Regions from separate parts of the Mus musculus genome. Here all the other regions are linked to region 1. A link is a contact called in ENCODE Hi-C or POLR2A ChIA-PET data. All regions are on one chromosome and are shown on one strand. Each heading gives the region's core, a stretch centred on a gene start or an enhancer-like site at or near the end of the contact. The rest is flanking DNA. Distances are from core to core; before and after follow the strand shown.

Evidence for each region. A loop is a pair of places that touch in the nucleus more often than their neighbours do. ChIA-PET counts read pairs that join two places held with the same protein, here RNA polymerase II (POLR2A).
Region 2: POLR2A ChIA-PET joins it to region 1 with 47 read pairs in Patski. The contact joins the promoter of Syt12 here to the promoter of Rhod in region 1. POLR2A ChIA-PET finds 5 or more read pairs at or near these places in 2 of 5 experiments (Patski and embryonic stem cell).
Region 3: POLR2A ChIA-PET joins it to region 1 with 16 read pairs in Patski. The contact joins the promoter of 2010003K11Rik here to the promoter of Rhod in region 1. POLR2A ChIA-PET finds 5 or more read pairs at or near these places in 2 of 5 experiments (Patski and embryonic stem cell).
Region 4: POLR2A ChIA-PET joins it to region 1 with 55 read pairs in Patski. The contact joins the promoter of Kdm2a here to the promoter of Rhod in region 1. A Hi-C loop is called at or near these places in 1 of 37 maps with a recorded cell type or tissue (T-helper 1 cell). POLR2A ChIA-PET finds 5 or more read pairs at or near these places in 3 of 5 experiments (Patski and embryonic stem cell).

The regions. Positions count from the first base shown.
Region 1 is chr19:4,437,606-4,441,188 of GRCm38, reverse strand. Rhod (ras homolog family member D) reads left to right here and starts at 1,746. Exons shown (of 5, transcript NM_007485.5): 1 at 1,746-1,969. The coding sequence starts at 1,838. It overlaps A930001C03Rik (RIKEN cDNA A930001C03 gene), which reads right to left and starts at 1,866. Exons shown (of 3, transcript NR_045990.1): 1 at 1,800-1,866.
Region 2 is chr19:4,474,940-4,478,742 of GRCm38, reverse strand. Syt12 (synaptotagmin XII) reads left to right here and starts at 1,600. Exons shown (of 8, transcript NM_134164.5): 1 at 1,600-1,808.
Region 3 is chr19:4,496,722-4,500,018 of GRCm38, reverse strand. It overlaps 2010003K11Rik (RIKEN cDNA 2010003K11 gene), which reads left to right and starts at 1,436. Exons shown (of 2, transcript NM_027237.2): 1 at 1,436-1,775; 2 at 2,405-3,231. The coding sequence starts at 1,500. The coding sequence ends at 2,503.
Region 4 is chr19:4,395,514-4,399,186 of GRCm38, reverse strand. It overlaps Kdm2a (lysine (K)-specific demethylase 2A), which reads left to right and starts at 2,110. Exons shown (of 21, transcript NM_001001984.2): 1 at 2,110-2,876. 9430078G10Rik reads right to left here and starts at 3,303. Exons shown (of 3, transcript XM_030251152.1): 1 at 3,294-3,303; 2 at 1,737-2,857; 3 at 546-1,076. The coding sequence starts at 3,303. The coding sequence ends at 546.

The DNA.
Region 1 (3,583 bases), core at 497-2,996:
CCTTCTGGGCATCCTGTTCAGCCACACACCCAGCTTCATGCCAAGTCCCGCCCAGCCCTGTGGCGGTTTCGGGAAAGGGGCATCCAAAAGGTGGAGCTGGGGAGGCTTCTGGGAGGCTCCTTCCATACAGCTGACCTCTGGCCCAGAGGGAAACTGGAAACTGCCTCCTTGAGACACAGTGAGGATCAAATAGGGCTGAAGGTCCTCTTCACTGCCTGACTTTGAATACAATGGGAGATGAAGTCATGGAGGTGAAACCCAAAGACTTCTGACCATGGTCCACTTAGCTTCCATTAAACACCCAGTCTGAGGTCTGGGGAGACAGGCGAGACCTTTTTCCCCTCTTTTTTAGACAGAATATCTAATCCATGCTGGCCTTGAACTCACTGAACAGCCAAGCTGACATTGAGCTTCAGATTTTCCTGGCTTCACCTCATCAGTATTGGAATTAGAAGCATGGATCTCCAAGCCCGGTTTATGTGGAACTGGGAATGGGACCGAGGCTTTCATGAGTGCTGGTTAAGCATCCGGGCAGCGCGGCTACATTTCCAGCCCACTTATGCTCACCAAAAGTTAAAAAGAAAAATCTGATCACAAAGAAGGTTGCGGAGATTTAGAGAAAAGTAAGATTTATTCCTGAAATCCAAAGTGCTCCACCCTCCAGATACTAGCTCCTCAGCCAAGTCCCGCCCTCTGTCCTGTCGCTAAGAAGTGGGGGCGTGGCTACCTTGCTCCAGTCTCTTCGAAGAGCCCCTTTTTCCTTTCTCCTGTCCTGACACCTCCTATTCTAGGCTTCTCAGAGTCGAGGTTTTGATCGGAACAGTGCAGGGTCCCCAGACTCTAAGAAACTAAGGATCATCTGCATTGATTAAACATTATACCAAAGAGCTGGAGAGATGGCCCAGAGGTTAAGAACATTGGCTGCTCTTCCAGAGGATCCCGGTTCACCCACATAGTGGCTCATAATGTCTGTAACTCTAGTTCCAGGGTTTCCGAGTGCAGAGGACACCAGGATGCATGTCTATGTCTATACATGCAGATAAAACGCCCACACGCGTAAAAAATAAAACTAAAAGGCCATCATACTATATACCATAATATGAACCATTCATGACATCTGCCATGTGCCAGAGCTAGCTCTGAGCTCTACAGATGGACGGTTCCATAGTTTTCCTTAGCTCACTGGCTGCCTGGGTGAGATGCGTGGTAATTCCACCTTCATTGAAACTTCCTGGAGCTGGCTGAAGAGGTCCTGCAGTGACCCACAAGGGCATGCCCGGGCCACTCCTTTCTCATCTGGCCTACAACATTTGGAGGAGGTCCGCAAATAGCAGAAACTCATATTCATTCATTCATTCATTCATTCATTCACCCACCCATTCATTCATAAAAATAACCTCCCACCCATGGCAGATAGTCCAGGTGCTTCCTCCTTCCCTGTCCCCAGCCTCTCTCCAAGTACTTGTCTACTCTCCCACGAGCCCTGGGTGCCCTCTGGAGGCGTAGGTCTCCGCTCACCCCTGCGGCCTCAGCGACTGCACGCAGTAGGTGCTGCAAAAGTCTTTCTTGAGTGTCTAGACAGGACGCCAGGAGACCGGACCCCAGGAGCGTCCACCCTTGGGCGGGCGCCGCACCCCCATCTTGTCCCGGGCTTCTCACCTGAGCTGGGTGTCCCCCGCCCCCCGGGCCGCCTCCTGTCCCGGCCGCCCCGCTCCCACTTCCTCCCGCCGCCCCGCCCCTTCCACATTCCTGTCCCGCCGGGCCAGCCCCGCGCCCGCCGCAGCCAGCCCGCCGCGTACCGCCTGCTGCTCCGCGCACCGCCGTCCGCCAGCCAGGGATGAACGCGTCCCAGGTTGCGGGAGAAGAGGCGCCGCAGAGCGGGCACTCGGTCAAGGTGGTCCTGGTGGGCGACGGGGGCTGCGGGAAGACGTCACTGATGATGGTCTTCGCCAAAGGGGCCTTCCCAGAGGTGAGTGCCCTCATCCTTGGCCCTGCGCTGGGGACACCCCCCATGTGCGGGTCTGCTGAGAGCTGCCTCGAAAGAACCCAGCTCTAGCCTCCTAGGGGGAAATCTCAGCAGGGCCTGGGGTCGAAGGCAGAGTTTTTCAGTTTTAGCCAGTAGAAGCAAAGTGGGACTAATAGCACTTAGGGGGAGGGGTGTCACAGGGACTGAATTGGGCCACCTAGGGAAATAGCAAATCCTACGAGAGCAGTTGTTGTCACTACTTGGCGACGAGAGTGTGAGGACTTTGGAGCTCGACTGGCAGCAGTAAAATCAAGCCTTTGCCTCTTACAGCTGTGTGCCTTTGGGCAAGTCCCTTAACCTCTCTGAAGGTTAACTACATGATAGGACTGAAAGCCCCTACCCGAGCGTAGTATAGAAAAGAGTGCTGAAAGTTAGTTGCTGAAAGTTAGTAAGTGATGTTCGTCGGGCGACATCACCTCTTCTCCATCCACTATGGTGCAAATCCCCATGCTTTACCCTAGAGAGGAAAACTGGAACACCGACCCTTCTCTGAAGAGTCTGATTATGCCATACTTCGACTCTAACCAAGCCTCAGTTTCTCAGAGCAACCTGATAGGGGGAAGAAAGCTGGGACAGTGAGGCTGAAGGCTGATGGCCGGCTCGGTGCGGTACCTGGTTGCATCCTGGCTCTCTGGGCTTGTCACTGTGAGTCCTCAAGGACCCCATGACCAGAACAGTGGCTGAGCCCTCCTTCTGTGCCTCCACGAGGAGTGGGGGTCCTGTGTGTTTGTGGGTTTGCCTTCAGCAGCAAGCCTTCTTTTCCTGTCCCCACGTCCTTCTGGCCTCTGGGATTGTGCAGAAGTGGGTAATTTGATGGAAGGAGCCAGAGAAGCTGACCTGGCAAATAGGGCACAGTCTTGCTTGCTACTCTGAATACCAGTGGTTTTTATGGTTGTTGGGTTTTTTTTTGGGGGGGGGGGTTGTATTTTTGTCGTTTTACTTTAGTGGTTCCTGTTTTGTTTTTGAGACAGGATATTACTGTGGAGGCCTTGTACGCTCAGTCCTCCTGTCTCTCGGCCCAAGGATTGCTCAGATCACGTGTATGCACCACCATACCCATCTCACAGCCTTTGGTTTTGTGGTTTGCAAAGCTGACGTCACCTTCTTTGACCAGTTACAGTTTTTTTGTTTTTAAGTATAGGAGATATTTTCCAGGTCTTTAGGTACTGCCCATGGGAACCCAACCAACGTGGGAACCAGGAGATCAGAGGAGGCACCTAAAGGTGGAGGGGGTGGGGAAGGCTCTGCAACACTGGCCTGGGGCAGGCATCCTAGACACTAGGCAGAAAAGTCCATGAACTGTTTATGGGGTTTTGTGTGTGTGTGTGTGTGTGTGTGTGTGTGTGTGTTCACAAGGTTTCTCTGTATAGTCCTGGCTGCCCTAGAACTTACTCTGTAGACCATGCTGACCTCTGCCTCATGAGTGCTGGGATTAAAGGTGTGTGCCACCACTTAAGAGGCTCATGAACCATATATGTTTTACAGGACGCACTGGAGTGAGTGGCAGAGGACCAGAGTGGTCACCAGGGGGGTGGACCAACCTTGTCCTTAGTCTTC
Region 2 (3,803 bases), core at 351-2,850, 38 kb before region 1:
GCTGGTGAGATGGCTCAGTGGGTAAGAGCACCCGACTGCTCTTCCAAAGGTCCGAAGTTCAAATCCCAGCAACCACATGGTGGCTCACAACCATCTGTAACGAGATCTGACTCCCTCTTCTGGAGTGTCTAAAGACAGCTACAGTATACTTACATATAATAAATAAATAAATCTTTAAAAAAAAAAAAAAAAGCGTGTGCCACCGCTGCCCAGGAAGCACTCTTAAAAAAAAAAAAAAAAAATTAAAAACGAAAATGGGTTCAGTCTTGCCAAAGCTATAAGTAGCCTTGAAGGTTAGTTAAATGGGAAATGGCACCAAATGTCCATGGTCCAATCCCTAGCTCCAAGACAGAACTCACTTCTTTTTCAGGTCCAGAAAATGATGGTGCCCCCTATAGGTGAGGGTGAAGTTGCAACCTCCCTTTGGTTTTCTGGACCAAGCTTGTCTGTCTGCTCTCCACACTACTCTCAGACAACCCAGCCTTTTGGTATTGGCTCTCCATGAGATTGTCAACTTCTCTCCCAGACTCCAGATCCTCCTGGAGGCCTAGTCAGGTGTCTTCCCAGCTCGCTGTTCTGGTCACTGTGTCCAGAACAGGTGCCCCGCCGCCCCCTCCTGAAGGGCAACACCCAGCCTCTCCTAATACCCGACTTATCTTCCTGCCAGACTGCGCGGGCAGGGAGGGGACCTGTCCCTTGTTCCCGGAAGATCGCCCACGCCTGGCACTGTGCCGAGAGCCTGGGTGAGAGCGTCATAAATATCTCCTGAATGATTCATTCATTCCTTGGAAGAGAAAGTATGACCCTTAAGAGGTTAAAAAAGAAAGTCAGGTGTGGTGGCACATGCCTTTAGTCCCAGCAATTGGGAGACAGAGGCTGATATCTCTGTGAGTTCGAGCAAGGCCAGCCTGATCTACTTAGTGATTTCCAGGACAGCTAGGGCTATAAAGTGATTCATTCTCCCATTCTCCCTCTCTCTCTCTCTAAAAAAAAAAAAAAAAAAAAAAAAAAAAAAAAAAAAAAAAAGACTTTGAAGTCATTTGGCCTTCATATCCACCCTGGGCCTTATCTCAAAAAAAATAAATAAATAAATGGAGTGGCCGCCGATGAGGTCATTGCAGAGATTACAAAAGATGATGTCGGTAAGTGACCTGGACTGGTATAGCGTACAATCACAACTCAATCATGGAAGGAAATATCAGCCATTCAGAGAAGGGAATACTGCTGGCTGCGCTGCTCGCTGGTCTGATTTTGTGAGTGTGTGTGTGTGTGTGTGACTCTCTTGAGTCCGTTTTACAGATAAAGAAACTGAGGCCTAGAAGGAGAACAACATAAAGGGAGTGGGGTGCGCCCCTGGTGAGCACAGGGTTCCCTACCCAACACATCCACAAGCCTGCGATCCCAGGGTCCAACTTGGCTGCCCCCCCCCCCCCCAGGACCCTCACGCGCTTGGGGATCTCCGACTAGATCCTCGCAGCGCTGCTCTGCTCCTTGGAGTAGAGAGAGCGCTCGGGGTTGTCACTTTAAATTCAAGAAGGAGCAGGCGAGCGGGCGGGCGAGCGCGAGGGAGCGCGCGGCGGGCTCCTGGGAGCGTGCCCGGACTGCGGCGCTGCTCCATTCGGCCGCCGGGCCCCGCGGAGCCCCCATCGGTGAGGCGAGGCTCCAGCAGGAGACGAGCGCCCCGCTACACTGCAGGGGTGGCGTAGCAGCGGGCGGCCGAGCGCCTGTGAGAGCCAACTGCGGGAGGCCAGCGTGGGAGCAGAGATAGAACCAGGAGTCGGACCCGCGTCCCCTCCGCGGAACCCCGGGTGAGTAGGCACCCTGGCCCCCACACAGAGCGCGGCAGGCACAAGCGCCCTGGGCATGGACGGGCGGACGCACTCAGTCCCTCTTCTTAAGCCCGAAACCCGGGGCCCCTCACACTCCGTACGTCTGCACCCCCGCGCTGCGCTGGCACACCAACGCGGGGCACAGAGCACGCCCGGCGCCCTTCCCCGGCCCAGCCACTCCGCGCACTGCGCATCGCCTGGCGCCAGCTCGCCCGGCCCCCATGTGCACACACGCGGTTCACCCGGCTGTTTACACACCTCCCCTGAGCTCGCACACCGCACACACCCCTCACCTTCACACTCAACACCTTGGCTGTCCTAACTGCCCCTGACCTTACATCCCGTTGGGGGTCCCTGGCCAGTGCCCCCTCCCAAAATTCCAGTGTGGTGTGAGGGTATGAGGATCTGCATCGTAGGGGGCGCGTCGCATCTCTTCTCCAGGAGGCCTACGGGAAGAACCTAAGGGTTCCTTGAGCTTCACTCGAAGCTGTGTATAGACGGGAGCTGAACATGGGGGCAGTAAACGGCATTGTAGGTGAAGGAGCCCTGAGCCTTTCTCTTTGGTGGGCATGGTGCTGCTAAAAGACTGTCTCGCCTTACAGTTGATGGGGACAAATCCGTTGAGAAGAACCTGGGAAACAAGCACCTGAGCTGTTTAGCCAGGGTGCAGAGTTTGCAGAGCCTCAGAAGTAGTCCTTATTAGAAACTAAGAAAGGCAAGGGAAGGAAACCCACCTAGGTGTTAACAATGCACCCAGTAAGGCCAGGACAATTACAATTATACACTCACCTCACCCCACCCCACCCCCAATCCCAACCCCAACCCCCATTTCCAGTCCTCTCTGAGCAATGTGAAATCTTTCTCAAGCAGCCCAGAAGAGTGGGACCTCCCAGCCTGGGGTCCAAACCTGGCTTCATCCTACTAAGTGCTTGCTAGTGACTTGGATGGGGCAAGTCACTTTTCACACCTTGAAGGGCTGGAGTCTCAGCTGCTAGGCCACCCCTCCCTACATTTCCAGGGCTGACAGGGAACCCTGGACTCTCTGGGGGCATTTCCTGAGCACAAGGCAAGTCCCCCCTGATACTATGCTGGCACATAGTAGGTGCCCAGTGTCAGCTGTCACCCACCCCCAGCCAGTCTGCACTGTGGTTCCTGCGGGTGTCTGGGGGATGGCACCAGGATGTGGTTATCCATCCGGAAAGTGTTGTGGGGGAGAGATGCTCTTACTCACTTGCAAAGCTTTGTCAAGCCTAAAGGTCCCTGAAGAAACTCACAGCCTAGAAGACAGAAGCTCCCCCGAAAGCTCTTCCCCATCCTTATTACCTGCCGATGCCAAGGTAGAGATAAAGGGAGTCACCACCTTGCTGGGCATGCAGGGACACTGAGCAAGAAACAGCGGGTAAAGTGCAGAGAAGGGACTTGGCTCAGGGTCCCTGGTTCTACACACAGAATTCCTTGAAAGGCATTTCTCTGACAAGCTCAGGAGGTGCGGGAGCCTCTGCCATGGTCCGATTCCAGCACAATGCTTCCAACCTTCCCAGTGACCTGCGGGGCCTGGTCAGCCGTCAGCATGGTGGCCCAGAGCCACCATCTTTCACTAATATGAAGCCCAGAGTTTCGATGTTGGGATGTGTGTGGCCCCCATCTTCCTCGTCTATAAAATGGGGATCCAGTAATTTATTCAGTCACCAGGTCTGGTGGGCACCAATTATGCATGAGGCTTGTAGTTAAGCACTCAGCACATGTGGAGGTAGTGCTGGGGAGGGAGGTAGGAGGATCCTATTAAGCACAACTGTGAAGCAGGGGCTGTTCCTCAATGAACACTGCTCCATGCAGTGTAGACCCTGGGGCTGACTGTAGGGTGGGATAAAGAGGGATGCTTAAGGGGGAAGATGCACAGTTTGAGCTCAGATGAAGATCTGGAGCAACCCCAGCTGGCCCCTGCTGTGATTCAGAAGTGCCAGCTCTGGCCAC
Region 3 (3,297 bases), core at 187-2,686, 59 kb before region 1:
ACACACACTCTCACACACAGAACCTGCCAGGCTGAGGATGTAGCAGAGTTGGCACAGTGCTTGCCTAGCGTGCACAAGCATCAGTGTTCCATCCCCAGCACTGTCTACACAAGGCATGGTGACCCATACTTGTAATCCAAGAATTCAGGAGGTGGAGGAGGGCAGAGATCAGGAATTCGAGATCATCCTCTGCCACATAGCGAGGCCCATCTGGGCAACATAAGACCCTGTCTAAGACAAAAGTCTGGCACTGAGATAATATTTACTATAGGTCATTTTTTTCTTTGTGTCTCTGTATGGTGTGTGAAGGGATTATGTGTGTGTGTGTACACTCGCACACATGTGTGTAATCTAGAAGTTGACACTAAGTGTCTTCCTCTGTCATTCTCTACCTTTAATTTTTTTCCTCTTAGTTTTTGAGAGAGGAACTAGCTGTGTAGACCAGGCTGGCCGAAACTCACAGAAATTCCCCTGGCATGAGCACTGAATGAGCCACCTTGCCTGGCCTCACCTTTTTACATTTTCAAATTACATTTATTTGTGTGTGTGTGTGTGTGTGTGTGTGTGTGTGTGTGTGTGTATTGTGTGTTCTTGAGAGCCACAGCGCATGTGTGGTGGAGAGAGGAAAGCCTGTGGCAGCCAGTTCTCTCCACCAGGTGAATCCCAAGGATCAAACTCAGGTTGTCAGGCTTGTCAGCAAGTGCCTGTACCCACTCGACCACTCCTTCCCCTTAGTTTTTGAGACAGTGTGTCCCACTGGGTCAGGAGTTCACCAATGCAGCTCAGACAGGGACTGCAAGTCCCAGAGAGTTTCCTGTCTCTCCCAGGTCTGGGATGACAGATGCATATCCACCTTTCCACAGGGGTACCAGGGAACCCAACCCAGATCCTGTGCAGCAAGCACTTTATGAGTGAGCCGTCCCCCCAGCCCCTGCAGGTCACGATTTTGGATGTGTGCCGCTGACCTCCAGAGCACTTTTCACCTTGTAAAACTGAAGGTCTGGAGCCATGAAAACAAGTACCGTCCACTGTCCAGCCCCTGCCTTACCCGATTTCACCCTGGTAGTTACGGTTTTGACTGTTGTAGAATGAAGCTATTCTGTTCTCTGTCCTGTTGTAGAAGTAATCTTTGCTTAATGTCAATGAGATGAGTGGTACGGCCAGCCAAGGCCAAGGCCAGAGGAGGCCGGCAAGGTCTCCAGGGTGGTGTGGTCAGAGAAGGCTGTCTGGAGGGAGGAGGGAAGACAATAGGAACCAGCCTAGCATTCAGAAGGATCCCGAGCTGGAAGCCAGCCTGCGCTGTATAGTCCCACAGGGTGAGAAGTCAATGGAGAGAATGACTCAGAGATATTTGGCCTCTGTGGCCTGCCCTTTGGTTTATGACAGCCACCTCAGCAGCACTGACCTTTGTCTACAGGTGATCTCCCATCATATGAGTGAAGGCACCAGGCCATCTCACAAAGCTAGTGGCTTACCGACCAGTGCTAGCTTCTAGGATCATGGGGACCAGCCTGCGTAGCCAGTCCTTTAGAGAACCCCGGCCCTCCTATGGGAGGCTCCATGAGTCCCAGGGGAGGTCTCTGGATGGCCGACTCCACAGAGCACTGAGCCTCAGACTGGGCCGTGAGAAGTCCAGGTCGCAGGTCCCCGATGGCACGGAAGGGCTGGAGGTCTCTGTCCAGGAGCGGCTGCCAGGGACCCTGGGAGACAAAGAACAGCTGATCCAAGGCCAGAGAGGAGGAGGCAGCCGGCGGTGGCTGAGACAGTACCAGCAGGTGTGGCTTCAAACTGAATTATCACTTTCATGGGGAAGGGTGGGGACTCCGGGCAGCAAAGGGTTAAGAGCACAGCTGACCTGAGGAAAGCCAAGCAAAATACCCAGGAATTGAATGCATTTGACTAAAAGCAGTTGTGATTCCCCTCACCCCTGTGGGCACTGGGGATTCACTGAAGGTTGGAGGAGGGTGGGCAAATGGGGTCTGGGTGGAATATGGTCAGAGCTGTTTCTGTTTTGAGATGGGGTCTCGATAAGTAGCCCAGAGTGGCCTGGAACTCTTGATCCTACTCAGTGTTCTGAGTGCTGGGAGTGCAGGCATATATTACCACACAAGGCTCTGAGAGCTGTATTAAGATGATTAATGTAATACTATGTTGCAAGGGTGACTAGAGCAGGAGGCAGGCAGATTGGCCAATGCAACTTCTGGCAAATTACCGTCTGTACCTCTCACACAGGATGAAGAGTAGATTTGCCCCACCCCTCCTGGCCCTTCGTCCCAGGGGGAAGGGTCTCCCCTCCCCCCAGGAGTTTAGCTTCTCTTTCATGGCTCTACCCCCACCTGGTGGCTGTGAGTGGAACACCACTTGAAGCCACTGCTATGATGTTTCTCCTACTTTGGTCTTCCAGCATGTGAAAAGAAGGTGGAGGAGTTTTGTCGCCAGCTTCCCCAGTGTGACCCTGAGTCAACCAGCCTCCCCAGAGACCTTGTTGGACACCAACAACTAAAGCTGCTGTGACTGTCCCTCACTCCACCGGCTCTGCTCCTGTGTCTTTTCATCTGCCCCTGCATGGCTTTTCTGGACTCTGAACTGCTCCAGCTTTTGAACTTTGTCTTGTGACCCAAGGAGGCCTCTGCCACCAGATCATTCAAAGCCCCCATGTGGCTGCTCTTCTTGGTTCTGGCACCTATCTCTTAGCAAAGATCTCCATAGGCCTGAAGAGGAAATACCTGGCTCTCTACCTTTTGGGTTTAAAGACTCCCTGGACTGGCATTTATGAAGGTCTTAGGGACCTACACAGAAATGAGAGTAGCAACTGTGACCCCTTGGCCCCACAAAGACCAGCCACCCACTTCCAGGTCAGAGTTCAGTGAAGCCAAAGAAAGGCTGAGAACTTCCTGAATATCACCTGCTCCCAGGGCCAAGCTCCACATGGCTTTCTGGGCAGCTGCCAGTGACTGGCCAAGGCTTGGGCCTCCCTCATAGACTGTGAGCCTTCACAGGCTAGGACCATGTCTGGACTGTCCTGGGGGGGTTGCTATATGCCTGAGAAGCCCAAACATGCATATGGCTGCCTTTGGACTTCATGATATCCCGATGAAGAAAGCAGGGAAGTCTTCTCTCCCTGTGTGACAGAGGGAAACTGAGGTCAGGAGTGGAGAAGAGACCTTCCTCCTACACATACACACTGCCTAACACTGGGGTTGAACCCATTAATAAAGCCACTGACCTGAAGGAAAGTCTTTGTCTAGTGACTAATGCACAGGCTCTGGGCCTCTCCCAGGTTCAGAGTCCACGGCC
Region 4 (3,673 bases), core at 861-3,360, 42 kb after region 1:
TAATGAGACCATACAAACCAATCACTTTTGTTGTGAGATGTTTCTGTTGGCAGTTGCAGAGCTGTGAACCTCTATCACAGTAATATGCACACGTTTAATCTTATATTCCCATTGTTTAGTTTTAAAACGAGTTTAGAAACACAAAGCTCTTTCTCTTGTCTACTAAAGATGTGAAAAGCAGCAGAGAATGTCTGTTAAAATCCTGTGTGCAAAACTTTTTGCTGTATTAAGTAATACTTTGGATTTAAGGAGTGTCTTTCTTTACCCCAGTTCAAACTGTGATAGCAAAAGAAAGTATCATTTTTTCCAACTGTCGGCCACTAACGTCTTCCTAAAAGACCTAGAAGGCTGTTTACGAACGTTATTATGATAGCTCTACCACGGTAGTCTTCCTCTTCCAACCCAGACTCTTCAGAATCAAGGTGAAGAGTTGGAAACCAAGGCAGGGAGAAAAAAATGTGACACCAGTCAGCAAGGGGAAAGTGCCAACCTCAAGCACTTGGATGTGTAGCGTCCAGGCCACCGTCCTTTGTGGGATTTACAATTTAAACGGGCCTCAAAGCACGAGATTGGCTGGGGAACTGCCCTGAGCGCAGTTGGGCTGCTCGCATGGCATTGCTGTTACCTCTGGCTGGGCTCCGTCGACGTCCGGAGCCCGCTTGCCCGTCGGGCGGCTGTCGAGCCGCGGGAGCCGGTTCGTCGGCAGGGCCGAGCAGCTTGGGCCGCCGCTGCCCCATCGCTGACCCTCGCGCGAAGCTGCGCACACAAACCGGAGACATTTTCTCGGCTGGGCCTCCCTCGCAAGCCGCGGCCCTGGGGTTAGGGGCGGCCCGCGCCCCTCTCCGTGGGGGGTGCCCCGACTCGCCGGGGGCGGGGTCACGTCCCACCCGGGCCGCCGAGGGCACCGGCGCTACGGAAACCTGAGCGTGGCCAACAGCAGGGGCTCCCTGGGCCACCTCCCTGGGAGCCTGCGGCCCGCAGTGGGGTGTGCTAGCTGCTGCCACCCCTGAGCCGTCGTGGATCCCACTGTCGCGCACAGCACCTGTGGACTCCCTTGTCAAGCGTCTGGAGCTGCCCTGAGGGAACAGAGCTCGGGACAGACATGCTACTGCTACCGGTTCCTGCCCCTTCGGAGCGGCGAGGAGTGGGTGAGGCGAAACCGGTTCGCTGCACGGACAGGAGCTCCCCCCGTGCTAAGGGCGGCCAGGCCCTGCAGCGGGGGGCGCAGGGGCCTACTCCGGGATGGCGAGCAGGTGGGCCTCGGCCGGCCGGCGCGTGAGGGAGGGCGCCCGGCGGGAGGGCGCTTCTTTCCGTGCACTCCCTGGGTCTGACAAGACCCGAGCACAGCACCCGGCTCTGGCCCGCTCCCATGGCATGACCCCGGGGGACCCCGCGTTGAAGCGGCCAACGGCTGCCCTGACCCAGGCCGTCTGGCCCACGTTTGTGTGACCCGTCTGACCACCCAGCAGAGGTGGCTCGAAGGGGAAGGGGAGATGCTTCCTACTGCTTGGGGCGGGGTGCTGTGTTTTGTGGGGGTCGGGGGTCACAACCCTCCCTAGAGTAGTGGGGGAGGGAGGGCGGCTGGCGCAGCTGGCCGGCGGTGGGCGGGGTCACCGGCGAAGTTGCGAGTGTGTGTGTGTGTGTGTGTGTGCGCGCGCGCGCGCGTCTGTGTGTGCGTGTGTGTCTGTGTGCGGGTGTGGGGGAGAGAGAGAGCGCGCGCGGAGGAGGCTCGCGACTGGCGCGCAGGCGCAGGCACCCGGTCGAGCCGGCGACCTGAGAGGAGGCGGGCAGGGAGCGGGGGCGGTAGGCCGGCCAGAGGGCGTGCGGGCTGACGCGAGGGGGGGAGGGCGGGGAACCGCGTCGGCGTCGCGGGGCGCGGGCGATTCGAGGCCGACGCAATCGGCGCGTGCGCGCTCCGGCGGTGTGTCCGTGGTAGAGGGGGCGGGGTGGGGTGGGGGGAGTGACGCGTGCGCGTTCACGTGTGTCCCGGAGAGCGGTAAGACGCGCAGGGAGGCTCGAAAGAGGTGGGGGTGGAGAGGCGACGGGAGGGAGGGGGTGGTGGTGAAGAGAGGGCGCCTGCGCAGTGAGGCCGGAGGAGCTGTGTGTATGTGAGAATCTGACGGGTTCAAAATGGCGGCGGCTGCTTCAGCGGATCCTCCTGTGTGAGGGAAACAACACCCCTCCCCGGCAGCGGCGGCGGCGGCGGCGGCGGGCCGCAGAGCACCTTTCCAGTTCCCGGGCCCGTCGCGGTTGTTTCCCTCCCGGGCAGTGGGCTCTTCGCGTGGAAGGGCAACGTCAGGGGGCCCATCCCCCGGAGTCCCTCCTCTGCTACTGGGGAGTAGCTGGGGGTGTACGGGGGATCGTCCCGCAGCGCGGAGCCCCGGCTCAGGGGACGACGCAAAGGCAGCCGAAGGCCCCCGGTCAGGGCGCTTCGCTGCTCCCGCCCTCTCCGCCCCCCGGGGCCGGGGCCCGCGTTCCGGGGGGCCGGGCGGCGCGGGGAGCGTCGGCCGGGCGGGTCTCAGCTGATCGGCCGCGGTTCCTGGGCTTCGGTAGCGGCTGTGGCCGGCTGAGGGTACCGAGAGGAGGGTGTTTCCCGCGGCCCGGTTGACCCGGGTCTCGGGCTGGGGCTGCTGACCGCCAGCTTGGGGGAGTAGCCGAGTGGTCTTGCTTCCCTGACGCCTCGGACGCGGAGTCTGTAAAAGCCAGAAGAGGAGGTTTGATTCAGTAACTGTTTCCTCTTTTCCGGGTCGCTCTGACCCTTCTCTGGATACTGGGTTAATACACAGAAATACCGAAGACGACGTTTGGGATTTTATTTTGTCTGTGTTTGGAATTTTACTTCTCTCTTGGACAAGAACTCAAGAACAAAATCCTCGGTGAGATTTCCCCTCCCCCCTCCCCCGCCCTGGGAAGTTTGGTTCCCGGTCTTATCTAAAGACTTAATGTAAAGTTTTTATTTCTTTGCAAGGGGTGAGCCACAGAACGCCTTTTCCCTAGGGGAGCAGTCGAGGTTTACCGCTTTGCTGTCCGGCCCTGGGGTGCAGACTGTGTCCCTCGCGACCGAGGCCGAGGAGGGCAGTGCCACGAACTGCTCTCGCAAACTATGTCATCGGGTCCTCTGAAAGGATTTTGTTAACGTGGCCGTATTATATTTACAAGAGAGAAAAAAAACATTTGTATATCCAATTAGAAGCCATTATTCTGGAGAAAGATATTTAGAAAAACGAAAACCCTTGCTTGGTGTTGTGGATTGATTGACGTGCCAACCGGCCTTTATTTAATGGATGTTTCACCCGTATCCATATATCGAGACGTTTCATTTATTATTTACTCATCTAGATTAGATGGTATTTTTGCCTCCGTTTGCAACTCTCAAATTTGTTCTGTAGTTGTCCACCTTGAGGTGGATGGTAGTTTGGGGAAGGCAGTTCCTTACTAGAAGGATATGGGACATTGGTTTGAAGTCTTTCTGTAAAACCAAATTTTTCTTGCCCTCTTTTTTTTTTTTTTTAATGAAAGTAACCTCCCCGTTTTGCTTATAATTTGTTATTACCTGTTTGAGAACTCACTGGTTTAGGGTCTGGCTTAGTTTTGTGTGTACTTCACCTTCACCTGGCCATTCAGCACTTTAGAAATAAAAGTCCTTCCTGGGTTTGGTGCTGCACACCTTTGC